2 separate regions of the Homo sapiens genome follow, and region 1 is linked to region 2. A link is a contact called in ENCODE Hi-C or POLR2A ChIA-PET data. All regions are on one chromosome and are shown on one strand. Each heading gives the region's core, a stretch centred on a gene start or an enhancer-like site at or near the end of the contact. The rest is flanking DNA. Distances are from core to core; before and after follow the strand shown.

Region 1 (2,700 bases), core at 34-2,533, 110 kb before region 2:
GAAATTTGCACTGTTTCTTTTTTAAGTTAAATATTTCAACAGCAATGGATGTTCTTGTCTTTTTTTAGAAAAAATAAAAATGAATGTTTTTGTGGCGCTTCTGCCTGCTTGAGTGGCAGCGTTTTTTCCCTGTGCAGGCCCCCAGGTGTGTGTGATTGGCTGCCCCGGGGCCCCGTGACAGGGGATGCTTTTTGAGCTCTCACCGGCATCTTCCTCCTTAAATCCAGATTGGGCGGAGACATGAATTCAGCATTACCTCTCCCATGTCCACACGTGAAGAAGCACTTTCCAGGCGCACACACCTAAGTCGTTGGCCGCGGGTTCTTGGAGGGCGTGGCCTGAGCTCCCAGACGCCTCCTCTCTCACCTAGCACTGCACAGTGCCTTCCACACACAGGCTCTCCGAGGATCTGCCCCATTTATTGCTTTGATTTTGTTGGATGAAAGCAGTTTATTAAATAAATGGGAAAATACTCCCCTTCCCCAGTTTCAAAAGTTAAGATGTAGTCTTTTCTTTACTTAACATCCAACAATGCTGAAAGATGAAAGAAAGGAAAATGCTCTCTTTACCCTGCCAGACCACATTTAGCTGGGAGGCACACAGTTCAGAGAAAGTCACAGGTGACATTTTGTAGATTCTCAAGCAGGAGCTCTCTCTCTTTTTCTCTCTTTCCCTCTTTGTCTCCCCATGTCCATACCTGTACCTATTACATACACGATAGAACAGCAATGGGATTTTTTTGTAGCTCCGTAATATTTCAGTATTTAAAAATCCTCTGTTAATGGGACTTAAATTTTTTGTATAGTAAATAACACCTCAGCGAGCATTGTTGCACATGTGTCTTTATGTTTGGGGCTGGTTGTTCTTATCATGATTGTTTTGTTAGGATAAAGTCCAAGAAACAGAACTGTGGGGACAAGGGGATGCGTGAGTCACCCTCATCATCAAGAGTGAGCCGTTTGTGGCACGTGCACCCCACCCACTATGGCAAGATGCCTCCACACACCCCGCAGCAGCGCTGGGTTTGTCTCAGTCACTGCAGTTCTTTCTGGGCTTCCCGAGAAGGAAGGGCCACAAGAGTCTGTCCAGGTGCTGGGGCAGACATTGGTGACGTCGCTTATCGAAGCCAGGAGTGGGGCCCCGGGTGTGGGGCCGAGTGACAGACCCAGGCTACCCACACCCGGGCAGGATGAAGAGTCTCAAGAGTGCTTTCCTTAGGCTGGTTCCCGTCCACACACCAGCACTCAGCCAGTCAAGACACCTCTTGTGAGCATCTGCTACATGCCAGGCTGCTGTAAGCACTGGGGTCTACTGGTGAACCACACAGGAAAAGCCCCCACCCATTGCCACACCCAGTGCCAGTGGGAAAGTCAAACAGTAGATGGGTAAATAAACAACTACATAATGGTAAATATGGCTGGCAGTGATGGAGTCTGCCCTGCACAGGCACTTTGCTAAGTGTTTTCTACATATTTACAGCTGTGATCCCCACAACAGCCTACGGATGGGTCCTACTAACCTTACATCATCTGTATTTTACAGATGAGAAAACAGAGGCATTGAGAAAGGAAGTCACTGGCCCAAGGGGCTGTGCCAAGCAACTGACTCTTAACCAGTGAGCTTGCGCTCTGAAGTGTAAGGCTTTACTCCCCTAAACTTGTCATTGCAAGGCAGTAGAATAGGATCTGGAGACAGGGGGCCTTCACTTCAGCATCCGATTGGTTGCAGGCTGAGCTTTCACTTCAGCCCCTGATTGGTTGCAGGCCAAGTCTTCATTCGCATAGGGTGTAACTTCACTTTGGCCTCTGATTGGTCATGAGCCAAGTCTTCATTTACATAGGGTGTAACCAGTAGGAAACCTCTAAAGGGTACTTAACCCCCAGAAGATTTTGCAAGTGGGAGTCTTGAGCAGCTTGCTCTGGAGCTTGCTCCTGCTCTGTGGAGTGTACTTCCGCTTAAACAAATCTGTGCTTTCGTTGCTTCATTCTTTCATTGCTTTGTTTGTGTGTTTTGTCCAATTCTTTGTTCAACATGTCAAGAACCTGGACGACTCGCAGTGAAGACCCTCCCCCTTAACAACCGGATGTGCCATCAGGGATAGATGCTGCCCTGAGAATGATGAAGCCAGTGTCTAGGGGAAGTCCTGGTGTGGGCGGGAGCTGTGATGTTCTGTGCTCTATGGCAGGGCTTTGGAGGGCTTTGACTGGGCCAGAGCAAGTAACTATAAAATGTCAGACCTTAGAAGAAAAGCATCCTGTACTCTGACAGGAAGCAGCATGAGTTGGTTGTCACTAAAAGGAAGAACTTCTGAGAACCCCACAAAGGACCCAGTTAGGTAATTGTTGAAAGCTGCTACTCCTTCAGGGATAATGTAATATTTTTCCAACATTTACACACGTTCACCTTATTTAAGATTGGCTCAAAACACAGAAAAATGTAAGCTAACCTTTTTTTTTTTTTTTTTTTTTTTTTTTGAGACGGAGTCTTGCTCTTTCACCCAGGCTGGAGTGCAGTGGCGCTATCTCGGCTCGCTGCAAGCTCCGTCTCCCGGGTTCACACCATTGTCCTGCCTCAGCCTCCTGAGTAGCTGGGACTACAGGCGCCCGCCACCACGCCCGGCTAATTTTTTGTATTTTTAGTAGAGACGGGGTTTCACCGTGTGAGCCAGGATGGTCTCGATCTCCTGACCTCGTGATCCGC
Region 2 (2,700 bases), core at 164-2,663:
TTTTATGGTTTTAGGTCTAATGTTTAAGTCTTTAATCCATCTTGAATTAATTTTTATATAAGATGTAAGGAAGGGATCCAGTTTCAGCTTTCTACATATGGCTAGCCAGTTTTCCCAGCACCATTTATTAAATAGGGAATCCTTTCCCCATTGCTTGTTTTTCTCAGGTTTGTCAAAGATCAGATAGTTGTAGATATGCGGTGTTATTTCTGAGGGCTCTGTTCTGTTCCATTGATCTATATCTCTGTTTTGGTACCAGTATGGATTTGTTTTTAATATAATGATTGTTCAGTCCTGTTTTTTATCCAATCTGGTAATTTTCATGTGACTCTGTGTTATTTATGAATGTTGATAAAATGGACATATTTCTCCTAAAATTTTCATCCAATTTTATATTCTGTTTATCTGTTTTTGTTTTTTGAGCTGGGGCCTCACTCTGTCGCCCAGGCTGGAGTACAGTGGCATGATCATGGCTCACTGCAGCCTCTACCTCCCAGGCTCAAGCAGTGCTCCTGCCTCAGCCTTCCGAGTAGCTGGAACCACAGGCACGTGTCACCACTGCTGGCTGACTTTTTAATTTTTTGGAAAGATGGGGTCTTATGATGTTGGCCAGGTTGGTCTCAAACTTCTGGCCTCAAACGATCCCCCTCCCGCCTTAGCCTCCCAAAGCACCGTGATTACAGGCGTGAGCTGTTGTGCCCGACCCTGTTTTCTGTTGTGAATGCTTCTTGTTTTGTTTCCTATTTGACTTCTTGGATATGGGCTTTCTTACCTTTTATTTGGTCTGGTGTGTGTGGTTTCTTTTCCTTCTGGTGATTTGGAAGGCCGTGCTCTCTTTTTAGTTCTTATTGTGTGAACTCTTATGAGCTCATACGCTTTCCCTAAACTGTGCTTTCCTGTTCCAGCACCTTCAGACGATGTGAGAGAGTAGCCCGTCGGCACAGACACTTTCTGCCGTCTCTTTTCTCCAACCTTCTGATTTTGTTACTTGCAGTGTTATTTTGAGTTTTGGTGATTCTCTTTATAACATATAAATAATATATTTAGACTGACATTTATCAAGTTATTAGCCTTAAAATGGTTACTGATTCTATCACTGAGAAAAATGAGAAAACAGATACATTAAGTTTCTTCCCCCAAATTTCAGTTTCATTACCATTTCCATTTAAAATGCGAGGAATTTTAGGTTAACCACTAGGTTTTGGAAAGTTGGGTTTGAAGATCTGGTCGCTTGATTATCCACCATGAAGGGGAGTCGACGGGCCTCTTGCTTTTGGAGAGCTTCCGGGAGCGATGCTGCCGGCTCCTGGAGACCCTGCTACCGCCTGTGCTGTGTTCAGGCTCTGCCACCAGCGGGTCCCCTTTGGAGCCCTGCGGAGGTGTGTCCTCCTGAGCCCACCCTTAGGCCCAGTGCCCGCAGCCTGCCATGGCCCAGGGTGTGAGAATGTCTGCCAAGGAGGCTCCCTTTCTATAGGAGAGCTGTAAGGGGGCTCGGGGTTTGGGGTTACACTGGGGGAAGGGAAAGTGGCGTGAATGCAGTCACCTGTCTTTTGCTACTTACTTCTCTTCTGACAAACCAGGGACTGTGTCATTTAGAAATTGTTGAGAATAGTTCGAGGTAGCTTAGTCAGAGCTTCCTTCCTGTGCACATTCTGACTTGCCTAGAAAGATGCCGAGTATGGCGGGTGGAACCCCTGTGCACCCCCTTCTCACCAGACTCCCATCCCGGCACAGGGAAGGGGCAGGACACACACCCTTCCCGGTCAGTCCTGTTCCCAGGGGCCCAAGTAGCCCACAGGAGGAAGGAGTGCAGCAGGGCAGAGTGAAGGCGGAGGGTCTGGCAGGTGGAGCTTCACCCAGAGAAGGAGGCTGTGTTCCTGGAAGGACATTCAGTTCAAGAGCAAAGGCTCAGATGTTCATACCATAAATATTCAGCATCACATAAAATTAAAAACTCAGTTAAACAAAGCCTTCTCTTCTTCAGAAGGTTTTGGTTGTTAGTGGTCTGCAGCGCAGCAGGTGTGGACAGTGAGCACCTGTGTCCCCAGGTGTCCTGAGAGGGCAAGATCAGGGCTGGTAGGGCGCCCTCCTCATCGTCTTCCTCCTCATCGCCAGTTGTCTTTAAGGTCAGAACATGAGAACATCAGCTCTTAGTGCCAAGGTTTTTTGGAGACTTTTTCTTTTATTTTTTTTTTTCTCTGGGAAGATGTGTGAGAACATTTCATTTTTGTTCTTGAATGGAATCTTCCGCATAAATACTACATATACATGTACATATGTGAGTATGTGTGAATATCTATGTGTGTGTGTGTATATATATAAACACGTGCGTTTTTATATTCATTGATGTGGAAAGTGCTCACAGTGATTACTAGGGGAAAAGCATGCATAATATGGCCCTAATTAAAATGTAAAAGCTATATACAATGTAAGCACATGTACATATATATGCTGAAGAGTATATATGTTTGATTTTTTAAACAAATTAGGGTTTAATGTGTTAAAAGTACCTATTATTTTAAAATAAATTTGGGTGCATTCTATGAATATATCATAACTTTTATGAGTCCAGCCAATGGCATAAATATTTACTTGGGGACTTTAACACACATTATCAAATTGCCTTCCAGAGAGGTTGCACCGTTCATTATTTATTCAGGGTGATTTTTTATGAACCAAGATTCGCAGACCCCCAGTGCC

The links. A loop is a pair of places that touch in the nucleus more often than their neighbours do. ChIA-PET counts read pairs that join two places held with the same protein, here RNA polymerase II (POLR2A). Pooled maps may share reads with other maps.
Region 1: a pooled map shows a loop between it and region 2 (3-fold over the local background). The contact joins two enhancer-like sites. A Hi-C loop is called at or near these places in 8 of 168 maps with a recorded cell type or tissue (ascending aorta, dorsolateral prefrontal cortex, heart right ventricle and 5 more), 1 of 37 single-sample maps with no recorded cell type and 13 of 50 pooled maps. POLR2A ChIA-PET finds 5 or more read pairs at or near these places in 2 of 52 experiments (AG04450 and naive thymus-derived CD8-positive, alpha-beta T cell).

Annotation. Positions count from the first base shown.
Region 1 is chr2:239,321,239-239,323,938 of GRCh38, reverse strand. All of the region lies in intron 2 of HDAC4 (histone deacetylase 4), which reads left to right. Among named protein-coding and RNA genes, the nearest start is that of MIR4269, 17 kb to the right of the region's middle. Within about 2 kb of position 1,283, at least 9 of the 41 ENCODE cell types and tissues checked have a DNase peak (open chromatin) inside an H3K27ac peak, as active enhancers do.
Region 2 is chr2:239,215,812-239,218,511 of GRCh38, reverse strand. The region is part of intron 3 of HDAC4 (histone deacetylase 4); the gene reads left to right. Among named protein-coding and RNA genes, the nearest start is that of HDAC4-AS2, 24 kb to the right of the region's middle. Within about 2 kb of position 1,413, at least 4 of the 41 ENCODE cell types and tissues checked have a DNase peak (open chromatin) inside an H3K27ac peak, as active enhancers do.